6 separate regions of the Homo sapiens genome follow, and all the other regions are linked to region 2. Evidence: chromatin loops called from intact Hi-C (ENCODE). Cell type or tissue: B cell. All regions are shown on one strand. Region 1 has its middle 160 kb from the start of KLHL14. Region 2 overlaps KLHL14 (kelch like family member 14). Region 3 holds the start of KLHL14 (kelch like family member 14). Region 4 holds the start of LOC107985186 (a long non-coding RNA gene). Region 5 has its middle 31 kb from the start of KLHL14. Region 6 overlaps CCDC178 (coiled-coil domain containing 178).

Region 1 (5,000 bases), 220 kb before region 2:
ATTATGTCTCTACATATGACCTACAAAAATTAATACTCTATAGTGTCTTAGTCTGTTTTGTGCTGCTATAAAGGAATACCTGAGGCTGGGTCATTGATAAATAAAAGAGGTTTATTTGACTCATGGCTCTGCAGGCTGTAGAAGAAGCATCGTGCTGGCATCTGCTTAGCTTCTGGTAAAAGATTCAGGCTTCCACTCATGGTGGAAGGTGAAGGGGAGCTTGCATGTGCAGAGATCACATGGCAACAGAGGGAGCAAGAGAAAAGCAGGAAAGCACCAGGCTCTTTTTAACCAGCTTTCATGGGAACTAACAGTGTAAGAACTCACACATGCCACAGAGAGGGCTTTAATCTATTCATGAGGAATCCAACCTCATGACCCAAACACTTCCCATTAGGCCCCACCTCCAACATTAGGAACAAATTTCAACATAAGGTTTAAGGGCCACACATCCAAACTAAAACAGTAAGAAAACATTATTTAAAAGAGGTTAAAAATTAGGCAGAAGGAAAATAAGGAATCAAATAAGCCAAGGAGGGAAGTTGGTACAAAATACATCCATGAAGCCTTCTATATTTGCAAGTAATGACTGCAAGTTAGGCTCTGAGCTTTCTAATAGCCAACATAAGAAACAACTCTTGCAATAGTTTGGTCACTCTATGTTAGTAATCCTGGGCATAAGTATGTAGAGAAATGTAGAACATTTTATTTTATTTAACATTCAACTATAATTTTTATGTTCAGCTCTCTATACTCAATATTGGCCATACTCTGTCTCTGGCAGAAATGGAAGAGTTTGAACATTCATTGCAAGAAGAATGAATATATATCTTGTGTCAAAATTTGACTGATAATAATAAAATAATAAACTCCAAATTTCTCCTTGAAATCCTTTAGCAGAAATAACTGCTATAGTCACATGGAAAATCTTCGAATGTCACCCATCTGTGATTATATAACTAACCATAGATCCCATCCAGGCCTTTGCAGAAGACTGTCTTTATTGATTTACTAAATACGGTCATTTGTTTGTTTGTATTCATTGTTATGTGATGAATCCAGAATGATCCTATTGGTATTCAGCACCAAGCAGCTGCTGAAATTTCCCAAATCTTGTTATTCCAGTTATAACTTTTAATGTATTTTATTATATGTGATAATACCTATTGGGCAGATTTTTATTTTAAGGTTTTTCTCTTCCTAAGCATAAGATTATGAGGTATAAAGAATGAAATACCATTTATAGTCTATATGTATGCATTTATCTCCTAGAGTCATGAATTCATAATCTCATTCACATGTAAAATACATATGGTTAAGATGTGAGTAAAAGCTTGGAAGAAGGTTGAAAACAGGTCAGTGATAATGAGAAAAGAAGAAAAAATGTATTGTTTAAGGCATTTAGGGTAATATTTTGTTTCTAATTCTTCATCAAAATCACAAAGCAGTTTCTGAATATGAATGTAATTGTACATGCCTCTTTATTTGTAATAATTTAATTTTGGCATTTTGAATTGAACTACCCATTAAAATATTATCTTCGTTGCTGAAACAAGTCATATAAGGACATTGACATACTTCTTAAGAAATCTGTTCTGAGCCAGAAAAGTATACTTCATTTTAACAAGGCGTTCACAAGTCCATTGCTGTATTCCAAAACAATTCTACTGTGTTGCATTCATACAACTAGCCTATAAATGTACCAATGTCGTTCTGACACATCAAGCATAAATTTGAGTTTGAAAGTCTCACTTGGCTGGGTTTTACAGGTGTCCATATTGTTCTGACTATGATAAGAGGTGACATTTGGGCCATTGTGGATATGCTTGTGCTGTCTCTAGAAAGTGTTCACAATTTCCTTTTGTTCTATTTCAATTTTTGTATCTAGATCATCTTCTTTCACCCAGTAACACATTAATTGTAGCAGCACAGGTTACATAGTCATGTAGATATAGACTGGGTGTTTGCTGGATAAATTATTTCACCCAAGATCTGCAGATTCTGCCCAACCAACATGGCATGGCATTAGAACTGGCTTAATGGTGACTTTTAGAGCTTATGAGAGACTGTGAGAAAACTCAAACAAGAGAGCCGAGTAGCACATACATCACCCACAATCCTCTTCTCTGATTTAGATGGCAACTTCCGGAAGAAAACTTGGGGAATATGCAAAAGAAAACAGCCTATCCAGACAGACCAGCCAAGTGAGCCCTGGTGATTGCGGGAGTGACAGGGATCGCATGCAGATTGACCTCATGTCCAGCTGAGTTACACTGGTATTTTTAGAGTTTTCATCAGGGGAAAAAAAGGAGCAGGAAGGTGACCATATAATTAATTCTCAAGACTGGAACAATTGTGATTATAAAAGGGGATGATACTAATAATTACACTAGGAAAATCAGCATAAACCAGGACTGTCCTAGCCTGGAAAACCTGGAACTCATGATTCCCCCGGATAGCACTAACCCAATTACTTCCTTTCAAAGGTTCATATCTTAATATAGAAAGCCTGGCAAATAAATGCATAATCTCTAGAAATCAGTAAACCGTGAGAAAGGTAAGTTCAAGAGTACATTGGGGAACAGAGTGGGTCCGTGTGATTAATAATATTTGGGGAAATAGTTTAAGTTGCCTATCATTGAAGTATAAATTGATTTAGAATGGGAAACTCTTATCAGCTCAAATGAGAATAGCCTTGGAGGTAAATAATGTGTGGGTAGGAAATGTTTTTACGTGCTCCTCTCAGGATATATGTAGTATTAACTCTTTCTGGCCACTAGGGGACCACTTAGTACTTTGCACATGGCATTCAACTGCTTACATCATTTTGCACATATACTAAGAACAGGAGGCTAATAGCATCAGGGGCCTGTGACATCTCTTGCCTATACCGCACACTCCTGTAATTGATTATATGATATTCTTGTCTAGTTCCTTTAAGTACGTTAGTTTGGTCACTTATAACTCAAGGACTCCTTAGATATGTGTTGAATCTTTGGTGCACCTTGTCAAGTGCCTGGGGAAGAGCTGCACATTCAGTGAGAATGTGACCATTGTTTTTCATTTTTTAAAAATTGAATAACAGTTCTTCCTGGGAACTTCCCTGGCCCTGCACTAAATGTTGAACTCTCACCTCAGGTAATAATTTGAGCCCTGGCGAGAACAACAACAATAAAACTAAGTAAAAATTATCACATGCCTACTAGGTACCAGGCACTATGTATTTATTTACGTGTGTGTGTGTGTGTGTGTGTGTGTGTGTGTGTAGTGTCTAATCCTATAATTTTTTCCAAGAAAACTCTGTTTTCCTCATATTAGAGACGAAAAAACTGAGACTTAGGTTGAATTACTAATGAATTCATATTGATGGGGCAAAGGTATAATTGGATGAGGGGATTGAATTTGAATTACCAACTAATTCATATACTTGGGGGCAGAGATGAAACTTGAATCATTGTCCAAAGTCCATATATTTTTTTCGTGTTCCATAAGCACTAGGGAGAAAAGCCAAATGATCACCTGGTTCTTATCATGACATCAGTGATCTTCCAAGCAGGGACTTGCCACTCCACAAACAGGAAATCTTTCACTGGTATACTTTTTTGCTGTGGACATGGACTCAGTACAGAAAACCCTACTCCAAGCTGTCTGCCACCTAAACATCCATTCATCCTCTAAGGTCAGTTTCTGCATGGAGAATTCAGCATCCTCAATAATTTCTATTAGTGCTCACGAGCAGGCATTTTCTGATGTGGACACCAAACATTTTATCCTATTATTTTATTTTATTATCCTTTTATGTAGTTCTTATAGAAAATTATATATATATATATATATATATATATAGCCACATCCATTGCTGCCACATGCCAATCACTAGAGCATCCTACACAGAAATTCTGGAGCAAGTACATCCACTACCCTCAAGTACTACCACTATCATCCTACTTTTCACACCATATTATTGTTTTTAAAAAATTTAATCTGAGTGCTGTGACAGAACAAAGCCATATCTTATTTATCTCTGAATTCCTAATCCTGAACATACTTACTGGCACATGTTGATCAAGAAATAGAGAAAAAAGTGCCATTCCAGATATCAACTGAGAGTCAATTTCATTTCCGGTGGAAAATCCAATGTGTTCCCAACATTGCTGGGAGGCCTCTAGATGCAGTACCTTCTCGGAAATACTTGCCTGTAACAAATTCTTCTCTGCCCGGCATTGAGCAGCTGCTCCTTTATCTCTGCTCTGAGACTGACCCAAATCGTTTTTCCAGAGAGAAGTTTTATGACACACAGCAACACAAACACAAACAGTGAACACTGAATATTTGGCATCTCCGGGCAGAAAAATCCATCTGCAATGCTGCCATGTTTCCCTGTCATCGCTTTTCTCACCTATTCTCTGTTCATTTTTAATGTAACACAGCTGATCTATTCCTTTTGTTTTCTTTCCTCCTTCTAAGGTATCACCTTCCATTCCAAGGGACTTCTAGAATTATTTTGTAAAGTATATTCTTTGTTAATTCTTAAGATATTAATACAATATAATTTTTAATCACATAATAGAAGCAAGAAAAGAAGGAAGGGAGGAAGGGAGAGAGGGAGGAAAGGTATGGAAGCCACTCAAAACTATCAGCCTCTTACTAAATCATATAAATTTCTGGGGCATTCTCTCTCTCTCTGTCTCTCTCTCTCTGTCTCTCCTCTGTCTCTCTCTCTCTCAAGAGTTTTAATGACATAATTAACATAAAATAAGCAGCATATATCTAAAGTGCACAATTGGATGTTTTGACATCTATATACACTTGTGAAACTATCATCACAATCAACACAATGAGTATATCCATCACACCAACATGTCCCTCAGTTCCTTTATAAACTTATCCAACCTTCTCCATCCTCTACTCCCTACTCTGCCCCATAAAATCACTCACCTGTTTTCTGTCACTATAGATTAGTTGGAATTTCCTATGTTATATAAATGAGATCATATAGT
Region 2 (5,000 bases):
TTGTCTTTCTCACTTCAACATGCTTTATTTTTGGTTTGACTCATTTACTTAAATCTATCATCAAATTGCACTTGCAACAGATTATTATTTCCATAAGATTTCACATACCACATCAATGACAGGAATTTATAACGTTTTCTCACGTAACTAAAAGTGGGCCAAATAGAATAAAAATATTCATTCCATTCACCTCATTTATTATGGTACAACCAGGTTGACCAGAGGTTTTGGAGCTATTAGTTCAACATCTTGCCCATTATTTGGTAAAGCCCTCCAATTTGGAGAGAGAGGATATTTCAATCTCATTCCGAGTTGGCCTTTCTCTTATAGGCCCAGTCTAGACATCTGTCTAGCAGATGAGGATATTGGGACAAATAAGAATATGTAAATAATAGAAAATTAAAATTAAACTAAAGCTTTTAGGAGTCATAATGTAAAAGGCTTATATCTACAAAAGTCATATTTGAAAAAATAAAAATATAAACTAGGTATAAAACAATGAAAAGGAAAATAATCAATTTTTAAATATCAACTATATGAAATGAAGGTACAAAATTGATTGCCAAAAGTGAAGCAAGCTAGGGCTGGGTGCAGAGGCCCATGCCTGTAATCACAACACTTTGGGAGGCCGAGGTGGGTGGATCACCTGAGGTCAGGAGTTTGAGACCAGCCTGGCCAACATGGCAAAACCCCATCTCTACTCAAACATACAAAAAAAATTAGCTGGGCGTGGTGGCGTGTGCCTACAATCCCAGCTACTCAGGAGGCTGAGGCAGGAGAATCACTTGAACCTGGGTGGCAGAGGTTGCAGTGAGCCGAGATCGTGCCATTGCACTCCAGCCTGGGCGACAAGAGCGAAATTCCACCTCAAAAAAAAAAAGTCAAGCAAGCTAAAATCTTCACAATTTATAATAATTTTAACTTTCATCATTCTGTTCTCTCACCAAAAAAGCCACTGTTTTTTTTACAGCTGATACATGATTGATAATTTGTATTTACCACTGCCCTTTGGCTTTGCCCGCTCTCTGAAGAATTAAATAACAAAAAGACAGGTTGAAAGGAGGTAACTGAAGAAATAATAATATTAGAATAATATATAAACCAGAGCACTGGTCATTGAATAATCACAAGTTGACTATATTTTAAAAATATAGTCATCATTTATCATTATAATCCAAGAAATCTTGTTTCTCAGTTAATAAAAATTTTTCCCATAAAATGACTTCTAAATGTCAGATGAATGTAATTCAAAGAATGAGAACATAAAATTAGTGTCTGTTTTCAGAAGCACCATTAAGGCTTTTTAGTAATTTCACTGACTTTTTAGATTTTCCAATTGAAGATCCACCTATAGACCTTTCTTTCAACTCATTACTGTGTAGTAGAAATAAACTTTGGGCAGCTCTTCTCAGCTCAAGGGCCCTGATGGATTTGAAAACTATTTTCCCCACAAAGGATGATTATACAGATTTGCTACAATCATCTTTGACTATTAGGGATTAGAAAGTCAACTGCTACTTGAGGTGAGGAGCTATAATTCATAAAGGATCTAGGTTAAGATGACAAGAAAGATTAGAAGATAATGTTGAAACTACTTAATCAAAAAAGATCACCCGTATTTAAATATACGTGTATTCCTAAAAATCTGAGAGGGCACTTTAAGGTAAGGTAAAGACTTTTTATCTTTTCAACGTTGTCATTAAAATGTTTGCTCCTAACTTAAAACAATTTATTATATAAAAAAGTGAATTCAATAAAGTAAAGGATAGGTTGAAGCTACTAAAAAAAAAATCATCCGTCGGTAAATACCCATGCATTTATAAAAACCTGAGACACCTCTTTAAGGTAAGGAGGAAGACTTTCTCTTTTAACTTCTCTAAAATGTTTGTCTCTTAAAGCAATTTACCCACTTGGAAAAGTGAATTTAATGTGTTTGTCTCTTCTGTGAAATTATTCCCTGAAACTCAAAGAAAACCATATCATTTTTCCACACACATATACACCCTATATAGAAATGTAAGTTTATATTGAAACATGGATCAAAGTTGCTTATAGACTAAAGGGCAGAGCTAAATTCTAGCTCATTACATCTCTGCTATGTCAACACCATGGGACTTATCTGCAGATTTTTCAAGATATTGAAAAATCTGACCTATTTTTAAAAATCTATCTTTAACAATATTAGCATAGGGTATGCCTGCTAGGTGTCTGTACATATGAGTTTCTAAAGGAGAAACTACTTTATAGTGCCTTCAGGACTCATGTATGAAATTCAAAAATAGGTTGCTGTGAAAGGTTGAAATAGATTTTGGTCCAGCTCAAATATTTGGTATACTAAGGAAGAGTAGAGTCAAGAAAATAATATTGACATTCTCCAACTCAGTGTAATCTGCATCAAAAGAAAAAAAAAAAAGGACCACCAGAGTTTTAAAAGAGAGGCCCTTAATTTTGGCCTTACTGTTGTAAGTTTTCCTCTTTGTTTTTGTTGGCCTTGGAGTCCTGTACCTGAGCATAGTTCTTGATGTTTTTTCTGGAGGGTGAGCAAAGAACAGTGTACACCATCTAGTGGCTCAGTTCAAAATTGCTGCAGTTAACGAAAGGCGAGTTTGAACAGGAAGCAGCAACGGGTGTTTGCAACCATGGGAATTAACAGACTTCATTCTTCCTTCAACATTTCTCCAAGAGGCTGAGAAACGCTGAAGTAGTTGCCATGAATTCCAGAGAGAAGCTCTCACAGTACACAAAAAGATTCAATCTAGGAAGTTAATTTAAATAGCCCACAGTTAAAATCCTACTTTATTTCAACTATGTATCTATAATTACTCTGCTTTAATGAGAACTTTTTACTTGCCTTCTTAGTACCAGAATTAATATTACTACTGTAATACTTTGTTCTATCAGGAAGTGGGCAACTTGGATGAAAGAGGAAATGGGTTCCATTTGTGATCATATGCTAAATGAATTGCTTCTTTAAATAATCACCAAAGCTGTGGTCGCCAGCCTATAAACTCATAGAGAGCCATGGAGCTAACACACAAGGAGTTCCTGAATCCACAATCAGAGGCACATTCTCTATAAATTGAATGCATAATATCTTCTATATACACTGGGTTCACCACTGCAGTTCAAATGCAATTAGTAAATTGCATTTGTAAATTGCAATTTGTAATTTTAGTAAATTTAGTAAATTTGTAAATTTACTAAAATTTAGTAAAAAAGCATTACTAAATTATCAATAATTTACTTGTTACATAATTTTCATCAACAAATATTAGTATATCACTCTCATGCAGGAACATGCAAAAATATGTTTATTTATATGTAAATTTTATCAAAGGTAGATTTTTAAAAGAAATTTAATGGTGTTGATTTCTGCAGTCCCACTTCTAGGAATTTACTCTTAGAAAATAATTATTTGCATGTTCCAAGATATTCATTTCAGTGTTGTTTATAACAGCAAAAACAAAGAACCAAAATTAAGTGTTTTACAATTAGAAATCATTGAATAAATATTAGTTTAGCCATACCAAAAGAAATATCATACTACTATTAAAAACTATTAATGAACATCTACATTTATTAAAATGAAAATAGCTTACCATATATTTAGGTGAAAACAGCATATTACAAAAGCATATACACCATAATTCATGTTTACATATTAGTGAGTGAGCAAAGAAAAATGTCTAAAGGTTGTTATTTTCTTTATAATACAGATGGGGTCTCCCTATGTTGCCCAGGCTGGTCTCAAACTCCTGGGCTCAAGGGATTCTCCCACCTCAGCTTCCCAAAGTGCTGGGATTATGGGTGTGAGCCACCATGACCGCCTAAAAGATATTTTTTATCCCAAGAGAAATAAGTCATTTATTTTACAAAGCATAATAGAAAGAGAGGAGTCAGGATGAGCCCAAGGCTTTTGTCCTGAGCAAGTTGAAGGATAGAGTTGACAGTGGCTTAGGTGGGAAGGGGAATATTTGGAGAGAAAAGCCAGGGGTTCGTTTGGGGGCACTGGTAAGTTGAAGAGCCTATATGATACCCAAGTGGGGTTAGATTGAGGGTTTTAAAGTCATATTCTGGGGTTAACTTTATTAACTTTTTCTGTAAGGAGGAGGACAGTAGATATTTTAGGCTTTGCATCTCATTAGGTCTCTGCTCCAACTATTCAACTCTGCAGTTGTGGCACAAAAGCAGCATAAACTGTTGGGAGTGGCCATGTTCCAATAAAACTTTATTAACAAAAACAAAGTATTAAGTGTGGATGGAGGTGAGAAAGATTTAAAAGCAAGCTCTTGGAGCATGCTGGCTTACAGATTGAGGAGATGAAGAGCAACCAGCAAGGAGTATGAGCATGGAGCAGCCAATCAGGTAAAAGGAGGATCCAGAGAAAATGATCTCCTGGAAGGACACATTTGAAGGCGTGATCTACTAGGTCAAATGTTTCAGGTACATGATATGAGATGAGCATCGAGAAGTGACATTAGATTTAGCAACATGAAGGTTAATTTAACAACATTGTGTCCATGGAATTATGAAACTAAAAACCTAACTGGAACAGGTTGAAGTGAAAATGGGAACAGAAACCCTAGAAATCTTGAGCAAAGACAACTTTTTTGAGGACTGTTTATATAAAGGGAAAAAGAGACATGGGATAGGTAGAAAGAAGAGGATATTGATTCAAGAGATGTCTTTTTTAAAAGTGACCAATATAGCAGCATGTTTCCCTGCTGATAGGAGAGATCTCATAAAGAGGGGAAAATTAATGACGCAAGACATAATAAAATTGCTGGAAGAAATATCCTTGAGTATTTGAGAGGACCTAGTACACAAATAGAGAGCTTGACTTTAGAAATGAGCATGGAAGGTCCATCCAGGCTAACAAAAGGAAGGCACAGTACAGGTCTACTGATGCAGGTAATTTGGTAGGTATGAGGCAGGGAAGCTGTGGGAATTCTTTTCTAAATGTTTATATTTTCTTAGTGAAATAGAAAACAAGGTTATCA
Region 3 (5,000 bases), 57 kb before region 2:
AACCCCCATTGACAACCGAAATGCAGGGCTATAAACATAAGGGTGCAATACATCATGAGATAAGTCTGGAGAACATGTCCTCTACCAAAATGCACATGAATCTCTGGTACAGCTAAAATTCCAGAAACATGCTGGGGTTCCTTTTGCATGCTAAGCAGGGTCAAAAATGTGAGCACTATGTGGTTGCCCTTATATATCAGATGAGCTCTAAAGTTGAAAGGTTACATTTGTGAAATTGCGGCTGGGTTTCCTAGCACTTGATTCTAGCTCCTGCAAATCAAAGACTCCTAATTGAAATACAAATCCAACAATATGATAATCTTTCAGTAAAAAAAAAAAAAAAAAAAAAACGTGACTTCTGCACCCTTATCTGTTGAAGAGCTGACAGAGAAGTTCAGAGGCAGTTGTTTAACCAGACAAAATGATAGAGAAAATATGTTTTCAAATAAGATCATAAACCTTGAACAGTGCCTTGTGGGAAGCAAATGTAAAGCAAAGGGCTGTCCTCTATTCTGTCTACCAGCTCTACTCCCCCACCCCGGTGTGTATCCTCAGCCACTCACCTTTTAGGCAAGGGCTAGTGTCTTTCAGGACAGACCCAAACCCCAAATACCAAAACAGAATAAAGTAGTGTCTTAGCATACTTTGAGATCAGACTGTTTCTGCATTTCACAGTGCTGGGGGTGGGGGGGAGGTGTGGGGGGAAGGGAAAAGCAGCATACCAATGTAGTGAAATCTGGAAACAACAGCATATATACAGACACAAAAAAAGTTTGCATATTGCACAGAGCACTTGAAGATCATAAATCTATGCATGAGAAAGATGTAGTGGAAATTTTGGGGGGGATTAGAGTTTATTTTTGTCATCTCTGTGAGACAGCTACTCATTCATCCAGATCACAGCTAAGAAAAAAGCTGGTCACAGAAATTAGCAGTTTCAGCTCAGCAGCGAAGTCGCCAGCCTGTGAAGGCAGAGAGAAATTGACTAATTAGCAATGCGCACTAAAACTTGACGGTTCTTTATAGAGAGAGAGAAGAGAGAGGGAGAGAGAGGGAGAGGGAGGGAGGGGGGGCTCGCTTTTTCCCCTTCTTTCTTCCAAAGATGTTTGAAATCGCAGTCATTTACGCTCGACAATTTTTACAATAGCCTTGAGCCATAATTTTGCGAGTCTCTCCAGCATCCATCCCCCTGTATGGTCTCTCTCTACTGGCCAAGCACGACCGTTTCTCTCCCCAACCGTGGATTTCCTATTACTCTCGTTACGACTCACTGAGCCCCAGGCCCAAGGATAATGATGTGTTGTTTCTTGGTAGCATAATTTGTCACACGTACATTTTTTCTTCTTCTTCTCTTGCAGAAAGCTCTGCTCCCTCTCTCTCTCCCTCTCTCTTTCTCTCTTTTCTCCCTCTCCTACATTTTCTTGCTGTTGCTAATTCATGGTGATCAAATGATGTACGACAAAATAAATTGTAAAGAGTGACTGCCTGGAGTTGGGAACCAGAAGGTGTTTTCCCCCTCCCAAGGAGACAGCAAACCTTTAAAAAGGAAGGACAATTGATTTTTGGGGGGAGCTTAAGTGAGCCTTGACTTTGCAGCTGGTTGAGAACAGGTAAGTTTCTGGCCTTGTGTCTGCCTTGTGTGTATTTTGTTCTGTCTTTTGGATTGTTGGAGGGGGAAGGGCCGGGGAGGGAGTCTTTCAGAGGGGTTGGCGGGGGGGTAGTTGTATGGCAAACGCTCATAAAGAAAAAACTCCTATTGCAAGAAATAAGCAGATGAGGAGGAAAGGCAAGGGAGAAGAACAAGAAGGAAGGGGAATAGGAAAAGATGGGGCGGGGGGAGACAACGAAGCGGAGAGAGCTAGAGAGAGGTATGACCGGGTCCTCTTAAAGGGAGAGAGACTCTGTAAGATGTTTCAGGCAAGCCAGAGCTTTGGGGGCGGGCGTGGGGGTGCTGCCGGCGGAGGGAGCGCGAGGGAGGGTAGGGTCCACCTGGAACGGGATGGTAAAGTGAGTCGAAAGGAGCCCAGTCCGGTATAAATAGGAAGCCGGCGATCCAGGACCGGCGCCAGGCAGGGCAGAGTGAGCCGCAGTGGAAGGGGCAGGTCCGCCGGGATCCCTCCGAGCCGGGCGGCGGCGGCGGCTCTCCCCCGGGCGGGCGGGCCGGCGGGCCGGCGGGCCGGCGCGCGGGCGGGATGCAAGCAGAGGGTCCCTTTCTGCTCAGCCCTGGAAGGTGCAATTACAGGTTAAGGACCTGGCGTATCGATTTCGCCTCGCCTCCCCCACCCTGCCCTCCTCTGCCTAGATGCGGGCGGCTCAGACTTTTTACAGAAGTAGTTCCAGGGCCGGGGAAGTGGGGGTGCCCGAGTGGGGGGCCGCTGGGGGCTCTACCGAGGGGGTCAGAAGGGAGCTGCGGCTGCAGGCGACGATGCTGGGTGGGGCGCAGAGACCCCGCACCCCACTGCTCCCCCGCCCCCCCGCTCGTTCGACAGCCCCCACCCCTCCCCCAACACCTGCCTTCTAACTTGAACTTCTCATAGTTACTGGAGTTAAAGCGACTGCGCCTGGTGCCCGGGAGGGGAAACCGTGCACACGAATCCCTCCCGGCCTCCAGGCCTCCCGGCTCCCTCTCCAAACGCGTCCTCGCAGCCCCACTTCCTCCCCCTGAGTCCTCGGTGCCGCCCCTCGCTGGAAGGGGAGATTGATGCCTGAACTTCCGCGCTTTGAAATGAGCGAGACGGGGGAGAGGGGGCCACCGGGTGGGGGTGGCGGTGGTGGAAGGATTCTCCTGCCAGGTTTAAAGCCATCTCTGGAAAATTAGCCAAACTGAGTGGTGACGGGGAAGCCAACAGTTTGCGAAGCGGGGAAGCGGGCAGGGCCAGGTTGAGGGAAATGAGCTCGAATTGATAAGGACAGCTCCCGCCTCTGCCGATTCCACTGAGCGGGTCCTCACCGCGCTCCGCTGCACTTTCCCGGGAGAAGAAAGGGCTTTATCTCCTCCCTCAGACTATTAGCCTAGGAGTTTCTCGGGGCAGCATGGATAATCGAAGGGGGTCCCAGCTTTTGGAGAGCTAAGATTCGCACACCCCGCACGCTGGTCGGGCCCCTGTTCCTACCCCCTCCCCCAAACTGGGCCAACTGCGAAAAGCAAAGCTTCGGGCACAAGTTGACCTGGAACCTTCGCCGTCGGTCGCCTCTGAGCTTTCAGGGCACCCCCGGCTCCCCACTTCCCGGCCTTTCCCTTCATCTGGCCCGGCATGGACACGAGCCCACGAGGTGCCTCGGCCTCAGCCGCCACTTTGCCGTCGCTGCTGCCACTGCTGTTGCTGCCAACAGCCGAGCTGAGGTGGTTGGTTTTAGGAAAGTGAGGGACGAAGTGTGTGGGAGGTGGCGAGAGGAGCCGCAGGGCGCAGAACCGGCGCCGGGACCCCAGACAGGGCCCTTCTGGTGGCGCTCACGGATCCAGCGTCTTCGGACTTTCCTCCTAGGGTCGGGGTCCGGAGCGCGCCAGGAGGGAGTCAAGCTGAGCCTTGATTCTTGTTCTTCGCCCTCCCCTCCCCTCCACACCCTTCCCCACCCCGACCACACCCCACCCGCTCCACCACCCTGCTCCCCTCCCTCCCATCCCCCACCCCTGTCTGCCAGGTTGGAGGAGGGTTTAAAGCCAGGTGCACCGAGTCAGCTCGCCATGTCCAGATCCGGGGACAGGACCTCCACCTTCGACCCCAGCCACAGCGACAACCTGCTGCACGGCCTCAACCTGCTGTGGAGGAAGCAGCTGTTTTGCGACGTGACCCTGACGGCCCAGGGCCAGCAGTTCCATTGCCACAAGGCCGTGCTGGCCTCCTGCTCGCAGTACTTCCGATCGCTCTTCTCCAGCCACCCCCCTCTCGGGGGAGGGGTCGGCGGCCAGGACGGCCTGGGGGCCCCCAAGGACCAGCAGCAGCCGCCGCAGCAGCAGCCGTCACAGCAGCAGCAGCCGCCGCCGCAGGAGGAGCCCGGGACTCCTTCTTCCTCCCCCGACGACAAGCTGCTGACCAGCCCCCGGGCCATCAACAACCTGGTGCTGCAGGGCTGCTCGTCCATCGGGCTGCGCCTGGTGCTCGAGTACCTCTACACGGCCAACGTGACCCTGTCCCTGGACACGGTGGAGGAGGTGCTGTCGGTCAGCAAGATCCTGCACATCCCCCAGGTCACCAAGCTCTGCGTGCAGTTCCTCAACGACCAGATCTCGGTGCAGAACTACAAGCAGGTGTGCAAGATCGCCGCGCTGCACGGCCTGGAGGAGACCAAGAAGCTGGCCAACAAGTACCTGGTGGAGGATGTGCTGCTGCTCAACTTCGAGGAGATGCGCGCCCTGCTGGACTCGCTGCCGCCCCCCGTGGAGTCGGAGCTGGCGCTCTTCCAGATGTCCGTGCTGTGGCTGGAGCACGACCGCGAGACCCGCATGCAGTATGCGCCTGACCTCATGAAGCGCCTCCGCTTCGCCCTCATCCCGGCCCCGGAGCTGGTGGAGCGGGTCCAGTCAGTGGATTTCATGCGAACCGACCCGGTCTGCCAGAAGCTGCTGCTGGACGCCATGAACTACCACCTGATGCCCTTCAGGCAGCACTGCAGGCAGAGCCTGGCCAGCAGGTAGGAGACAACAAAGAGGAGGGCGGGGGAGGGGGGGGTAGAGCCAGAGAGGCCGGAGGGAGGGGAGGGGGCAGGGAGGAGGGAAGAGATGGGTGGCCTGGGCGGGTGGCTCTGGCAGGATGAAAACAAACGCAAACAATTCAGAGTGTGTGAGGAAAGTTGATTTCAGAGTCCCTGAAAGGTCAATAGGGAACTGGCCTAGCAGCATCCCTGAGCGCTCCAAAGCCGAGGTTCTAGATATCCCCAGAGCCGTAAACATGGGAATTGTGGACTCAGACTGAAATTGACAGGCAGATGGGGCCAAAGGCCAGGACAGTTAGAAGTGTAGCTTTGGAAGTCTCTCTAAGCCAGCTCTCCCTACAAATCTT
Region 4 (5,000 bases), 210 kb before region 2:
GCAGAAGCAGAGAAATGTCATCAGCTTATGTTCCTTGTGTGTGCTGTGTGCTGCTGAGAGCACATCTGTGGACAGGCTTAATCCTAGGTCACATATTCTATGAGAGGCACTTAAAATCCAACACATGACCAGAAGGTACCAAGGACAGTGAGAAACTTACACATCTTGATATATGAGAAGTAGTTGAAGAGACGAGACATAGCCTGGTAAACAGAGGCCTATATGAAACACACAGTCTTTTTTATTCCATTTAAGGGCTGGATAAGGGAGGTAGATTTATTATCCAGCTAGATCCAGTAACATGTGGACAAACACTTTCAATTGGCAATGAAACATTTGTTCATCCATTTATTCATCCATTCAATAAATATTTATTGAGCAACTATAATTTGTCATTTATTGCGCTAGGTTCTCAAAGTTAAAGGAGAATTTATTAGCAAACACTGTGATTTTAAAAAATCACGAGCTCCTTATCACCGGTGGGTTTGTAGCAGATACTGGATGACTATCTGTGAGTGGTATTATAGAAGGGAGAACTTCCGTCTCCCTGCGAATCACACTCTCTGATTTTTTTTTTTTTTTTTTTTTTTTTTTGAGGCTGAGTCTCGCTCTGTCACCCAGGCTGGAGTGCAGTGGCGAGATCTCGGCTCACTGCAAGCTCTGCCTCCCGGGTTCACGCCATTCTTCTGCCTCAGCCTCCTAGTAGCTGGGACTACAAGGCGCCCGCCACCATGCTCAGCTAATTTTTTTTTCTTTTTCTTTTTTTTTTTTTTGTACTTTTGAGATGGGGTTTCACCACGTTAGCCAGGATGGTCTTGATCTCCTGTCCTCGTGATCTGCCTGCCTCTCTGATTTTAATGTGCACAAGAATCACCCGAAGCTTGTGCAATTGTACATCCTAATGCAATAGATCTGGGCTGAAGCCTCAGATTTTGCATTGCCAAGTTCTCAGGTGATTCAAATTCTGCTGCTCCATGGGCCACACTTTGATTAGCGAGACACAGATCACTGCCTCTCCAGTATTCTATGATTTTAGTGGGAATTCTGTGTCATCTCAGATGCCTTCTCTTGCCTTTCAGATAAAGAAACAAAATTAGAAGACATTTTCTTGTCATATATCCATCAGTAAAAGTGATAGAGCATGCAGCTGGCTTGGAGTCCAGCTCTGCATCCCACCTTCCTACTACAGTCAGATTAAACACATTCAGAATATAAACTGCAAACCATGGGAAAAGGATGTGCAGTAGTGCCCCTTATCCATAGTTTCACCTTCGTCTGTTACGGTAACCCGCAGTCAACTGCAGTCCAAAAATGTTGAATGAAAAAGTCCAGAAGCAAACAATTCGTATTTAAATCATATTTAAATTTAAAAATAATTCATTTTAAATTGTGCACCATTCTGAGCAGCGTGATGAAATCTCTTACACCATCCCACACAGGACATGAATCATCCCTTTGTCCAGCATATCCATGCTTTCTAGGCTACCCACCTATGAGTCACTTAGCAGCTGTCTTGGTTAACAGACCTACAGATCAAAGAAGAAAAGTGAGTACAGAACAATAAAATATTTTGAGAGCGAGGAGACCACAATCGTATAACTTTTATGATGGTAGATGGTAATCGTTATATTATTGATGTTAATCTCTTCCTGTGTCTAACTTATAAATTAAACTTTATCATAGGTATGTATGTATAGGAAAAAAAACATAGTATATATAGGGTTCTGTACTATCTGCACTTTCAGGCATCTGCTGGGTGTCTTTGCAAGTATCCCCCTTGGATAAGGGAAGACTACTCTACCAGTGTCCGGTCCACTCTCCAAGTCTGAGTTCATAGCTCCCCTCCTTGGGCTTCCCTCAGACCTAATCTCGTCTTCTATCAGCACTTTGCATACTGCTCACTATCCAGTACTGACTTTGTTTTGTTTGCCCCACAAATGTGACATTTGGTGCTTTTTTCCCAGGTTCAACCTTAGAGTATTACAGCAATGACCTTAGTACCTGCCCTATTAATTGTCCCACTGTAAGGACTCAGGTCTCTCAGTAAACATCTTTACCCTTCAGTTCAGAGTCAATCTCCCTGAAACTGTTTTCTGCCACAAGGGTCATCCTGTCTTGTGCGGGGATTAGGCAAATAGAGGGTGTTGCAATGAATTTGTCATCTCAGGGAACCCAGAATACTCTCAGGTTTCCAGAAATTATTAGAAAGGCAGAGTTCATCCAGGATAATTTCTAGATACTGTCTATCTTTCTTCTTTAAGTAAAAGCTAAAAGGAGAATGTTGATAGAACTGATATTAGAGATTCATCTGCTAATAATAGTTGCAATCTCCAGAAAAACTGGGATTCCATTTAGTTTACCTTCTGAGGTAACTAAATGTTTACAAGCATAGAGACGTATTCTATTTTACAGGCAAAAGTTCCAAATCTTCTCTATCAAAAATCCATTCTTAGGTGTTTCTGTACAGTTTTGATAAATTTGACTACTAATTAAGTAAATTGAAAAAAAGACAGCAAGAAGACATATAATCATTGGAAGAAACTGGAGAGGTTTGAGTAAGTATAAGCAAATTCTTGACCCATTTTAAACAATATCACTCAATTTTTGCAACACATATTCAAGTTTAGCAACAAAGAGAGGTGAGCTGTTCCATCTCATATTTATGTTCACCATCTATAAACTCCCATAGAGTTTCTATTGGAAATTGCCCCCACTAATAACTTGATGAATTCTATTAATTCTATTAATTTGCCACATATTAGACTTCCTTCCCAGAAAAATTATAAACTTCTTACAGACAGGAAATATGTTTTTTCTTTTGCATTCTCTTCAGTGCTGTGTACCTACTAGGGACTTAAAGAATGTTTGTTGTTTGATTATTGAAGTTAATATAAATATTTTACCGGCAAAAATAATATTATACCTGTTTTCTATTTGGTAAGGAGTGAATCTGTTGCAACTGGTGCTAAGGAGGCAGGGAAACTGTAAACATGGCAGAGATCTCTTGGACTACTGTTTTGAATTCTAGAAAGAAGGGCGGGGCAGATATTCTCGGGGGTAGATGTGTCAACCCCCTGCCATTAGAGGGAGTAAGAGCAGAAGGAAACTGAGCAGGCCTTTACTGTCTCTCATTTCACCACATTGCCCCTGGTGGCCCACTGCTTCAGAACTACCATGATATCTACCTGTACCTAAGAACAAAATGATGTGAGGACACCTTGTTGCTAAGATATTCAGCCAAAAAGACAGGTGTGTGTTGCATGGACCATGTTTGTGTGGTGATAATTTGAAATACTTCATAATGAACAGCCATATGACTTCCTTTTTCTCTTTCCAGATATAAAGTTGTGCCACTCTCTTTCCCATATTCCTCTTCTCTGGCTCCTCAGTCATCACTAAGAGGTCTCTGCCTCTGTCTGGGTCCTGGGCTCTGTGATGGCTAATTTTATGTTTTACCTTGGCTGGGCCCTGGTGCTCAGATATTTGGTCAAATGTCATCTGGTGTTTCTGTAAGAGTGTTTTTGGGTAAGACTTACATTTAAATCAGTGGCCTTTGAGTAAAGCAGATTTATCTCCATTTTGTACGTGGGCCTCATCCAATCAGATGAAAGTCTGAAAAGACCAAAGACTGGCCTTCCCAGAGCAAGAGGGAATTCTCCAGCAATTGGCCCTGAGACTTGAACTGCAACATCAGGTCTTTCCTGGATCTCCAGCCTGCAAGCCTACCATGGAGATTTAGGACGTGTTAGCCTCCATAATCACATGAGCCAATTCCTTAAAATAAATCTCTCTTTATATGTATATACACTTCCTGTTGGTTCTGTTTCTCTGGAGAACCCTGATGAATGCAGCTTCTTTCACTGTGATATTTGGAAGTTGATTCTTTCTCACATGGCCACAACAGTCACAAAACATTAAAAGAAAAACCATCCAATGGAGAAGACTCTGACATAAAATTTGCCTGTCCCCAGTTTCTGAAAAGACTTAAGCACAGTGCCAACGAAGGAAGCAGCTGAATAAACTGGAGTTTTCTGTTTCTCTGACAGTACACTTCTCAAGCAGGACTCGGTAGTACATGAGTTAAACTTCCGCTTCATCCATCTGCCAGGACATAAAGGCTGTTCTGTTAAAGTTGGTAAGAAACGAAAGAGTGAAAGGAAAGACAGTTCAGTTGATAAGAGTGTCATGGAAAATAGCTGACGCTCTGTAAGTAAAGAAGATGGAACTGAAAAAGTGTGCAACAGCAATCAAATGTATCAGATCTTAACTACTACCTGAAAACAGGCATGACAGAAGCTGCAGCACTGGCATAGGAAAGCTAGAAGTTCATCAATGACTCTCTCTTACAGCATCCTATTCAAGTTTTTTTAACTTGATTTTTGTCCAGCACTAAATAGAAAGATCTGGAAGAGTAGTGTTTGTTCATGTTTACAGGCTGTCAAAGCAATCATTTTTCCGGGTGATCATACTCTCAAAAACCTTTTTTTCTCCCTTCAGGTAAAGATTATGATTGACTATAAAATAGCAATAGAGAAAAGATCAAATTCCAACCACTCCTTTTTTTCAATAAGAAAACTTGAGATTTCCTCTACCAAAATTGAAGTCTCCCCATAGTTTTTTTTTTAGTAGATCTTAGACTTTTGTCAGCAAGCCTATTCACAGTTTCAGAAACCATGAAATCCTTAGTCTTCCTACTGCTAAACTTTGAATTCATTTGTAGTTCAACACATCTGTTATTTTCTCCAGGCAGAAAAAAAAGGAAACCCACTGAAAACTCTGATTTATACTCCCAAGTGTCCTTAAATTCATCCTAATACCTCTCCTTCCCCACACCCTTTTTTTAAGTTTGTCTCACAAACAGTGATAAGCCCAAGGTTACATATTATACACAGTTTTCAAATCAATATTACCTTATATCACATTGCTGAGCAGTTTAGGGCTTTGCGGCTAGCTACCATGACAATAGATGCACAGCCTGGAACCAGTTTTAGTTAATTAGA
Region 5 (5,000 bases), 89 kb before region 2:
TTCTGGTCTATTCCACAGTTGAGCATCTACTTGGTCTAAGTCCTGACCTCTTACGTTGTTCCCACATACCTGAAAGAAAACATTATTCACTTGATTTACATATAGAAAATTCAAGGAGTCATATAGGAATTTATTTTTGCATGACTTGATGGTAGTGACAATGTAAAATATTTGCTCGGTGATAAGTCATACTTAGAATAAGATAGAGAAGGATTTAGACTTACCATCCCTAGACATCCAGTCTCCTGGTGTTTCAATCCATGTTACTAGATGGACACCTTTGAATGAAATCTTAGAAATATTTTCTATAGGAGTTTAAGTGTATTTTTACATGAGCTTGTGTTATTGCTGCCTATAAGGCCTAATCAACAAAACAAGCAAAGAAAAGATTGAGTGACTTGGTTTAAAAAAAATCAGTGGGGAGGCAGGTGCAGTGGCTCAGGCTTGTAATTCCAACACTTTGGGAGGCCAAGTAGAGAGGATAACCCGAGGCCAGGAGTTTAACACCAGACCGGGCAACATAGGGAAACCCTATCTCTACAAAAAATACAAAAATCAGCCTGGCATGGTGGTGCACACCTGTAGTCCCAGCTACTTGGGAGGCTAGGGCCAGACAGTTATGTAAGCCTGGAAGTTCGAGATTACAGTGAGCTATGATCGCACCACTCCAGCCTAGGAGACAGTAAGACTTTGTCTCGGGGAAAAAAAAAAAAATCAATGGAAATAGCCAAGCTGTTAACTTTACATGTTAAATAAATTAACATATTATTTGCATTCTGAAAGGGATTTTGGATAAAAATTCCTGAATAAAAAATCCGAGTTTATAATAATTATTGTGATAGTAGTAGTGTCTAAAATGAATAATTTTTCATCTATTATTCTTAAAAGTTGAGTATTTTGCACTCTGAGATATGTATCGTCATCCTCACTTTACACTTGAAGTAACTATGTCTTTGAGAGGTTAAGTGCCTTACCCAGGTTCATACAGCTTATAAGTAGCATTACACGGACTCAAACTCAAATCTACAAATACTAAAGAGTGAGCATCAGTACTATATTTTATTGCCTAAAAATAAAGTGGCAGATTTAATCCCTAGGGAATATATAAACTCAGAAATCCAGATTTGCAGACAGCTTGCAAATGCTATATTTTAATGTTCTCACAAAATACCCTTCATCTAATCCAAAAACTATCCACTTGTGGACTCAGACAGACATGGGCATCCCTGCAACCTGCTCTGGCCTTAGTTCAGAGCCATGTGAAGGGCTGAGAGCCTCAGGACCACTCAGCATCAAACTCATGTCTGCTGTTTACATCCTATGCTTGTTATTCAGATCTTTTGAATAGCTTCTAATCTCTTGTTGTTGAAGGGTTTTGACCTGGACTCGTGACCCCATGTTTCAAAAAAACTTTTTTTCGCCTCCTGACCTTGTAGTTTCCGCAATCCTAACCTCAGTATCTGATCCCTGATGCCTGTCTCCCTGGATTCTGGACCTCTTACTTGCTAATCTCTCCCTCAGCTGACCTCTCTGGAATTAATCAGTGATCCACCTGCCAGTACCTTTTATGCCTAACCAACAAACCCCCAGTCCTGGCCTCTTTGGCTTTATCTCTGGTCCATTGTCTCCCAAACCCTGTTAGAATATGCTTTGAAGAAATGGTCTGATTTTCAAAGATACAAAATCAGTTTGAAACTTTGTAATACATGACCCTCGAAAATAAGCCTAGATACAAACTCCCAAACTGAAGACATTTAGTATGCTGACTACTTGTCAACAGACCATAACATCAGTCATGAGTCAAAAGAGGAAGGTGAGCAGGAAGGGGGACAGATATCAAGGAGCCACTTGAATGATAAAGTATTTTCAAAAACACAATTATCTATGTCTGGCTTATCTATTCTACTAAATTATAATTCCTTAAAAGCAAAGACTTGAATTTTTTCCATTTTAGATTCCACGCAATGTCCGTATGGTGCCTGGTACTAGCTAGGCACCATATTATTGAATTAATGAATATAGCAATTGATTAGTGTTTAATGAATTGGCTACAGCCAATTGTTGTTCAGGCATATTTACAAAAAAAAATCTTTCAAGGTTTTTCTGGACAGATTAAAGTGAATTACAACTCAAGGGAAAAGTAAAAGAAAACAAAACACTCCACTCTCTAACATATATTTGAGAACAAATGGAAAATAACACTGGGACTTTGAAAATGAGGAGCATGGCCCTGAGGATTTCAAAATGGACTGCCTTCCTTCTGCTGGAACAACGGCACCACACAACTGAACAAACAGCCAAGGGGCCATGTTCTATCCTGCAGCCCCCACATGTTTGCATTAGTGAGGTAAGCAGCTCAAAGGGGAACTTAAAAGAAGACTTGTATTGTTCATGGAGCCTTTCAAGCGTAGTAAGGGTGGAATTCCATCTGTTCAGTTCAGTTTGGTTCACTGAGCTGGTTCACTCGTAATGGTTCACTGAGTTGTGACACCTAGTAGAAATTACAACCAATGTTTTTAAAAACCTTTATGTTATCATTTGTGAAACTGTGTGGCTTGATCACTTTAAAGTTTTCATCTCCTTGTGTTTTTGATCTGTTTCCAGGATACCTCTTTCCTGGTCTTTAAAAAAAAAAAAAGTGAAAAACTAGCACTGAAAATACCACTAAAAAGAGGAATATATTTGTTGAGCTCTGTTTTGCATACTGGCTTAATTTGTGCACGATTTCAGACAAACACAGAAGTTACAAAGCTTTCACTCCGGGTTTGCATTCACCTTGTCTCCCAACCATGAGCTCTTTATGCACAGAAAGAGCCATGAATGGCTAACACTCTTTGCAGCAGCTTAGCAGATACTCTGCCTTGAGGAACAGGTAGAATTCCACACTACTCGCTTGAATGACTCACTGAACAATACCAAGTTATTAAGTTTTTCAGGACCAAGATGGTGATGGGGGAGGGCACTCCATTTGACATCTGCCCAGTGGCATCTTACAAAAAGTCTCTGTGCTTGCACGGAACTTTGCAGGAGGCCAAGTACCGATCAGCAATGATTATGATCTCAGCCAGATAATCATTTTCACTTACCTGGAGGAGAAGAAACAAAGTGGTAAAATGTGACAATGATGTAAAGTGATGGATGGTTATTTGCAGTGCATTTTGCAAACAGCACATTGGGTATGATGAAGGAGGACCTTTGTATGAAGTTCAACAAATAACAAAAGACATTCCCACTATACTTTGAGTAACCTGCCTCAAAGGTGCCAGATCTATTTCTCACAGGGTGAAGGAAGCGTGCAACCTATTCAGAGAAAAAAAAAAAACAGAGAGAGGAATGCTTAAGAAGGTTTTCCACTGCATGCACTGGAGATCTGAAAAGAATGAAAGTAAATCTGTAAAGCAGAAATCTAAGGAAGAAGGAAATGCAGAAAGGCCGACCACATCAGGCACCTAGTCCAGTTGGTTATGCCATAATCATTGATACCATGGTATTTTTGTCTCATCTCGTATCATGTGCTTCAATTCACTCCAAAAAGTAGCTCCAGCATTTTCCTCTGACCATTGCTCAGTAATGAAGGAGTATGTAATGCAAACGCACGGACAATCTCTGGGTCTTAACAGTAAGAAGCTTCCTGTTGGAAATCTCATTGGGTTAGGTAAAAGGATCTTGATTTATTTGCCAATGAAGGATAGAAAACAATTCAAAATTATTTAAGTGATACTTTTGCCACTGCTTACTTCCTGTACATCTCTGGAATTATGATATTTATTCATCAGCTCAATTTACCATACTATCATCCTGAGACCGTTCCTTTGAACTGTGTCCTTGCCTTTCTTCAACATCCCTCCAGGTATCGTATCATCACGGCCACATCAAAGCAGGTAGGGTAACAAATGTTCACTGAATTAAAAAAAAAATCTGATGTGTGCTTTACTTTTCTAAGTTCTACTTGTATTGCAGGTGAAATTCCTTCCTCTGGATTTTTTGGCTGTTGCTTGTCGAATGTTTTCGTCCTGGCTGTGTCCATTTGCATTTGTCTCAGACTCTAACTCTCTTAACTATCCTCATCTTCCATCACAGTGACTGCATAGCTCATCTTCAACATTTAGTAAGATAGGTGAACAGTGTCATCACTATTAATATTGAGAGCATTTGATAGTCTTGGTCTTAATCCCTTTTAGCATATTTTCTCCTTTACTAATCTTTCTTTCTAAAGCTTCTCATTTTCAAGAGGTAAACTCTATTGATCAAATTAGTTCTTATCAGCTGAAAACTAGGTGACCTGTGAAGCAACTAGTAGATTAACTCTATCCTTTTTACTTTTCTTCTTTTAAAAGAAAAAAAAGTTATGAAATGCTTTGCATGTGAATTACACCAAGAAAGAGTAAGCACCAGAAAAAAATACTGTAATAACACCTGAATTTTTATTAAAATCTATAATAGGAGGAAATGTTTCTTTCCAGTAATGAATATAAAAATAAAAAAATAAAAACAACCTATATACTAAGAATAATAATAGTTACATGCTTCTGAGGACTCTCTGGAAAGTGTAGATTAGATATTTATGTGTCTGTGGGTTAAATCTTTGTTTGACTATTTCAGAAGCTAACCTGGGTGGCATGTAGAAAATCACAGCATGATTAAAGATTGCTGGCATGCTTTACAAAAAGAGAAGAAAAAAAAAAAGAGGAAGGTCAAGCCTCACTAACTTCTTGGAATTTCTAGAAGACACAACTGACCGTGGAGACCAGAAGAATAGAATGAACACTCTTATTCTTTGAATGTTTTGTTGTTGTTATTGTTGTTGTTGTTGTTAAGGAAGCTTTTTGATAGTGGTCTGTGTTAAATACTACAAAAAGTTTTAAAACAGGTAAGCTACTCCAAAGGGAAAGGTTAGAAAATGCCCAGATGTTTCCTGAAAAAATGGTTTCATTTGCTCACGCAAAAGGTATTGAATGTAAGAATGTATGTGCAAACTTCTCAAATAAAAAAAGAAAATA
Region 6 (5,000 bases), 310 kb before region 2:
TTCTGTAATTCTTTATATACAGTTGTTGACCTCTGTTACCCATTGTCTAGTTAAATATTTTTATATCTGTATTCGTAAGGATGTATTGGTCTGCAGTTAACACTATTTCTTTTGTACTGTCTTTGTCAAGTTTTAGTATCAAGATAATAGTAGTTTCATAAAATAAATTGAGAAGAGCGGTGGCTCATGCCTGTAATCCCAGCACTTTGGGGGAGGCCAAGGCAGGCAGATCATGAGGTCAGGAGATCAAGACCATCCTGGGTAACACGGTGAAACCCCGTCTCTACTAAAAATACAAAAAAAAAAAAAAATAGCTGAGCATGGTAGCAGGCACCTGTACTCCCAGCTACTCGGGAGGCTGAGGTAGGAGAATGGCGTGAACCCGGGAGGTGGAGCTTGCAGTGAGCCGAGATCGTGCCACTGCACTGCAGCCTGGGTGACAGAGCAACACCCCATCTCAAAAAAAAATGATAATAATAATAATAATAAATAAGTGTTCCTATTTTCTGTAAAATATGTTATAAAGTGTGTCAATTTTGTGTTCAAATTCATTGTTGAAGTTCTAACAGCTGGTACCTCAGAATGAGAGTATATTTGGAGGTAGAGCCTTTAAAGAGGTAGTTAAGGTTAAATGAGATAATATGGGTGGACCCTAATTCGGTATGGCTGGTGTCCTTATAAGAGGAAATTTGGAGGCACAAATTTGGATGCATGCATACAGAGGAAAAATCATGTGAGGAGAAAGACAGAAAGCAGCCAGCTGAAAGCCAATGCTAGAGAGGCCTCAGAATAAAAACGATCCAGCCAGCACCTTGATCCTTGACATGTAGCCTCCAGAACTGTGACAAAAAAATAGTTTCTGTTGTTTAAGCTACCCAGTCTGTGATGTTTTGTTATGGTATCCCTAGCAAATTGATACAGAGAATGTATATAACTGGTTTTAATTCTTCCTTAAACATTTGTAGAATTCTCCAGTGAAACCATGTGTTGGGAAATTAAGTCTTGTTTGGCAAGTTTTCAAATTATGGATTCAATCTTCCTAATAGTATTATGCTTGTTTAGATGACCTGTTTCATATTGTGTGAATTGTTGTAGTTCATGCTTTTTGAGGAACGGTTAATTTCATCGAAGTTGCCAAAGTTATATTTACAGAATTGTTTATAGTATTTCTTTGTCATTCTTTTGATGTCAACAAGATCAGTAGTACCATATCCCTTGCTTTGTTTCTGATATTAGTAACTTGTCTCTTCCCTTCTTTATTCTTTGACAGTCTTGCTAGAAGTTTGCTAATTTTATTGATGTATTCAGAGAACATATATATTGAAGATAGAGATATATTTAGATCTTTATTTTATTGATTTTATTGTTTTTCTATGTTCAATTTTATTGATTTCTGTTTTTATATTTTTTCCATTTACTTGCTTTGGATTTATTTAGCTCCTATTTTTCTAGTTTCTTGGGATGTTTGGGAAGCTAAGATTGCTGATTTGGTAGCTTTCATTTCTTCTAATATATGCACCTAGTGCTATTAATTTTTCTCTCAGCACACTGCCTTAGATGTATCTAACAAATTTGAACATGTTGCTTTTTCATTTTCATTCAGTTCAATGTACTTTTTAAACTCCCCTTGAGACTTCCTCTTTGACCCACAAATTATTTAGAAATGTGTTATTTTCCAAGTGTTTCTGGATTTTCCTGTTAACACTCTCATATGGAACTCTAGCTGTGGTTGAAGAAAACATTCTGTATGATTTCAATTCTTTTATATTTGTTAATATTTGTTTTATGGTCCAAGATATGGTCTGTCATAGTATATGTTCCATGGGTACTTAAACACATGTGTATTCTGCTATTGTTGGATGGAATGTCTCTATAAATGTCAATTAAACCCTGTTGATTGATGATGTTGTTGAGTTCTTCTCTGTCCTTAATGATTTTCTGTTTAGGTGTCCTATCAATTATTGAGAGAGGGTTGTTGAAATCATCAACTATTGTTGTGGATTTTTCTACTCGTCCTTTCTATCTGTTTCTCCTTCACATATTTTGCAGCCCAGCTTTTAGGTTCATACACATTTAGGATTGCTATAACTTCTTCTTGATGGATTAATTCTTTTATTATTATATAATGTCCCTCCATGTCTGATTATTTTCTTTGACATAAAGTCAAGATTGTTTGATATCAACACAGTCATTCCTGTTTTCTTTTGGTTAATGTCTTTATATCACTTTTCATCCTTTACTTCCAGCCCCCCTATATATCATTATATTTAGAATGAATTCCCTGTTGACAGTACATAGTTGAGTCATGTCTTTTTAATCTGCTCTGCTAATGTCTGCGTTCTAATTGATATACTTAGACTATCTACATTTAATGTAGTTATTAATGTTAGAGAATAAGTCTGCCATCTTATTTTTTGTTTGCTTTCTATTTGTTTTCTGTTTTCATTTCTCAGTTTTATTTTTCTTGACTGCTTATGGGTTATTGGAATATAATTTTGAATTTCACTTGGATTTTTCTATATTGTATTGTAGTGAATCTCTGTGTAGCTTTACTAGTGGTTGCTGAAGGTATTACATTTTAAATACATAACTTGTCACAGTACACTGGTGTCTGTTAGAAACCTTACCTCCCTTGACATTCCTCTGCACTCTCCATGTGTAATATAATTGTCTTAAGTATTTCTTCTAAACACATTTAGAACCACATCAGACATTATAATTTTTGCTTCAACCACCAAATATAATTTAGAAAACTCAAGAGGGGGAAAAAGTGTGTTAAGTCTACTTATATTTCTACTTATCACATTTTTTTCTTCCTAACGTTCTAAGTTTTCTTCCTTTATCATTTCCTTTCTGTAACTGAGAAAGCCTGGTTAATGTGGCTTGCAGGAAACAGCCCTCCAAAATACAAACCAGCACACAAAAGAATGGGAAAAGATTTGAGAGCAAAGGGCAAATGACCATCACATTATCTCCATTTCATATATCCTCCTTTATGAGAATACTAGAAGAACATACCAAAAGACCATTAGGCAGTAATATGGATGGTATGTCATTAATATTTATGTGTTTTTGTAAGATGTTTGTTTCCCAAATTTCCTGAATTTTCTATGTTGCAATTTTAAAATTAAAAGGAAATTATATACCTATTGCTTTTAGAACATTTTTGGTGACCAGGAAAATAATTTAAAAAATATAAACACATACAGAAAGAGAATGAGACAGAGAGAGAGAGAGAAAAGTCTAGTTGAGCAGCCTTAAAGGAAGCCACCACTAAGAGGCAATAAAAATATAAAGCAGTGGCATTTAGCACTGTAATGAAGTAGAGAAAAGTTCAAATAGGAGTAGATGTTTGAAAGCTTCAAATGCTGAGAAATGTCAGTCACTGGGAACTTCCCTGAGAGCAATTGTAGCAGTTTGAGGAATAAACATGAGGTGAGGTTAATAGGAAGGTCAAGTCAGAACTGTGGTATCCTTTCAAGAAACTTGGATCAAGAATGAAAGCAGGGGAGTGATACTTTTGTCACAGACCAATAGTCAAGGGAAAAGTTTTGTGTGTGTTGTGTGTTTTGTTGTTTGTATTTTTAGTAGAAACAGTGTTCGCCATGTTGGCCAGGCTGGTCTCAAACTCCTGGCCTCAAGTGATCCAACCGCCTCGGCCTCCCAAAGTGCTGAGATTACAGGCATAAGCCACCATGCCTGGCCTGTTATTTTTAACATAGATGCAGTCTCAAGTATTTGTATATGGAGCTGAAAGAGTCAGTAACAATGAAAATGAAAATATATGAGAAAATAAAAACTGGTAGAAAAAGATTCAGAACAGGTGAAAGAAACAGTCATGCCATTGAGAACTGCTTCATGTAAAAAGATCCATCTGCAAGAAGATATGCAAGATCAAAATGTTTTCAGTTAGTGATCTGCCAATATCATTGCTTGTTTTCTTTAGTCATCTGATTCAGAGTTATGTATTTCTGCATTATCATGTCGCTTCAATTAATGAACCTATGAATTGAGTGTATGTAATGTTGGTTGCTGTTTCTAAGCCTCCAGGTGGCAGTGGCCTTATTGCAGTAGCTTTTGTGATACCACCAGTCTCTGAATCCTACGTGAGAAATATGAAATCACTCTCCCACTGATTGTTTTTCTGTAGAGCCTCACAAATATATATGTCCAACTCTCATTTCTTCATGTGATGGCTGTAGTGTCCTGTGGTCACTTGACACTAACACACATGTCATTTTCAAATAATAGTAGTGCACACTAGGGCTTCATAAATATAGTCAGTAAATACAACCTAAAATTCACTTACGTGAATTAACTTAGACATGTTTTAATTAGGAAATCAGAAAAAAAAAAGGTTGTTTGTCATAGGCCACCTGTGGGCAGGAATTAAGTTACATTTTTACAACTTTACTGCAAAAGTGCTATAACCATGGAGAAACTCAGTACGTAATTTTAGATTAAACACTCCCTGATTTATAAAATTGAAAACATTCCCATTGTGATCAGCAATTGCTTTTAAAAAAGTAAACACACACCACATACATTCACAACTACTTTATACTTTAAAAACAAAAGCAAAGTGGGCTCATGGACTTATAAATACAAACCTTATCTTATTTAAAGGAAATCAATTATTTTTAGTATTCACAAGTAGTGCTACCCTAGTAAATTAAAAACAGTGATGTATAAATCTCAATTATTTCTATACTATGGCTATATTATATTTCTGAAATCGTTTGTCAGCTAAGAAAAAATGTGAGCTCAACATTATTTCAGTTTCTTTGGATCACTATAATTTGTTTAACGGAGAACAACACAACTTTCAGGGAGAATGATAGAGTTGGAAACATAAGATATTAATAGTGAGATATCGGCCAGGCATGGTAGCTCACACCTGTAATCCCAGCACTTTGGGAGGCTGAGGCAGGCCAGGAGTTTGAGACCAGCCTGGCCAAGATGGTGAAACCCCATCTCTACTAAAAATACAAAAAAAAAAA

What was found. A loop is a pair of places that touch in the nucleus more often than their neighbours do. Peaks named below come from ENCODE experiments on the same cell type or tissue, not always from the same donor. Only the 100,000 strongest peaks of a DNase experiment are listed, where the experiment ranks them.
Region 1: it touches region 2 in a loop (12-fold over the local background); 18 of 110 quality-filtered maps call a loop at or near these places.
Region 3: it touches region 2 in a loop (4-fold over the local background); 4 of 110 quality-filtered maps call a loop at or near these places.
Region 4: a loop joins it to region 2, with 12 times the contacts of the local background. A loop is called at or near these places in 24 of 110 quality-filtered maps.
Region 5: a loop joins it to region 2, with 7 times the contacts of the local background. A loop is called at or near these places in 2 of 110 quality-filtered maps.
Region 6: it touches region 2 in a loop (2.8-fold over the local background); 2 of 110 quality-filtered maps call a loop at or near these places.

Annotation. Positions count from the first base shown.
Region 1 is chr18:32,928,681-32,933,680 of GRCh38, reverse strand. No RefSeq gene overlaps it. Among named protein-coding and RNA genes, the nearest start is that of KLHL14, 160 kb to the right of the region's middle. In B cell, CTCF peaks have their summits at 2,577 and 2,783; a DNase peak (open chromatin) is centred at 2,790.
Region 2 is chr18:32,712,301-32,717,300 of GRCh38, reverse strand. The region is part of intron 3 of KLHL14 (kelch like family member 14); the gene reads left to right. All of the region lies in intron 2 of LOC112268208 (a long non-coding RNA gene), which reads right to left. Among named protein-coding and RNA genes, the nearest start is that of KLHL14, 58 kb to the left of the region's middle. In B cell, CTCF peaks have their summits at 2,357 and 2,558 (motif pointing left); a DNase peak (open chromatin) is centred at 2,560; H3K27ac peaks cover 589 bases.
Region 3 is chr18:32,769,277-32,774,276 of GRCh38, reverse strand. KLHL14 (kelch like family member 14) reads left to right here and starts at 1,254. Exons shown (of 9, transcript NM_020805.3): 1 at 1,254-1,610; 2 at 3,643-4,632. The coding sequence starts at 3,686. It overlaps LOC105372055 (a long non-coding RNA gene), which reads right to left and starts at 3,601. Exons shown (of 2, transcript XR_935342.4): 1 at 1,990-3,601; 2 at 836-962. In B cell, no CTCF peak of the experiment used is centred here; DNase peaks (open chromatin) are centred at 876, 2,196, 4,096, 4,296 and 4 weaker places; H3K4me3 peaks cover 4,379 bases; H3K27ac peaks cover 4,519 bases.
Region 4 is chr18:32,918,115-32,923,114 of GRCh38, reverse strand. It overlaps LOC107985186 (a long non-coding RNA gene), which reads right to left and starts at 3,712. Exons shown (of 3, transcript XR_001753401.1): 1 at 3,537-3,712; 2 at 1,491-1,526. In B cell, CTCF peaks have their summits at 2,920 and 3,119; DNase peaks (open chromatin) are centred at 3,124 and 4,154; H3K27ac peaks cover 868 bases.
Region 5 is chr18:32,801,124-32,806,123 of GRCh38, reverse strand. No RefSeq gene overlaps it. Among named protein-coding and RNA genes, the nearest start is that of KLHL14, 31 kb to the right of the region's middle. In B cell, no CTCF peak of the experiment used is centred here; DNase peaks (open chromatin) are centred at 1,203, 1,773 and 2,413; H3K4me3 peaks cover 1,419 bases; H3K27ac peaks cover 3,310 bases.
Region 6 is chr18:33,020,121-33,025,120 of GRCh38, reverse strand. All of the region lies in intron 21 of CCDC178 (coiled-coil domain containing 178), which reads left to right. Among named protein-coding and RNA genes, the nearest start is that of KLHL14, 250 kb to the right of the region's middle. In B cell, a CTCF peak has its summit at 2,623; no DNase peak of the experiment used is centred here.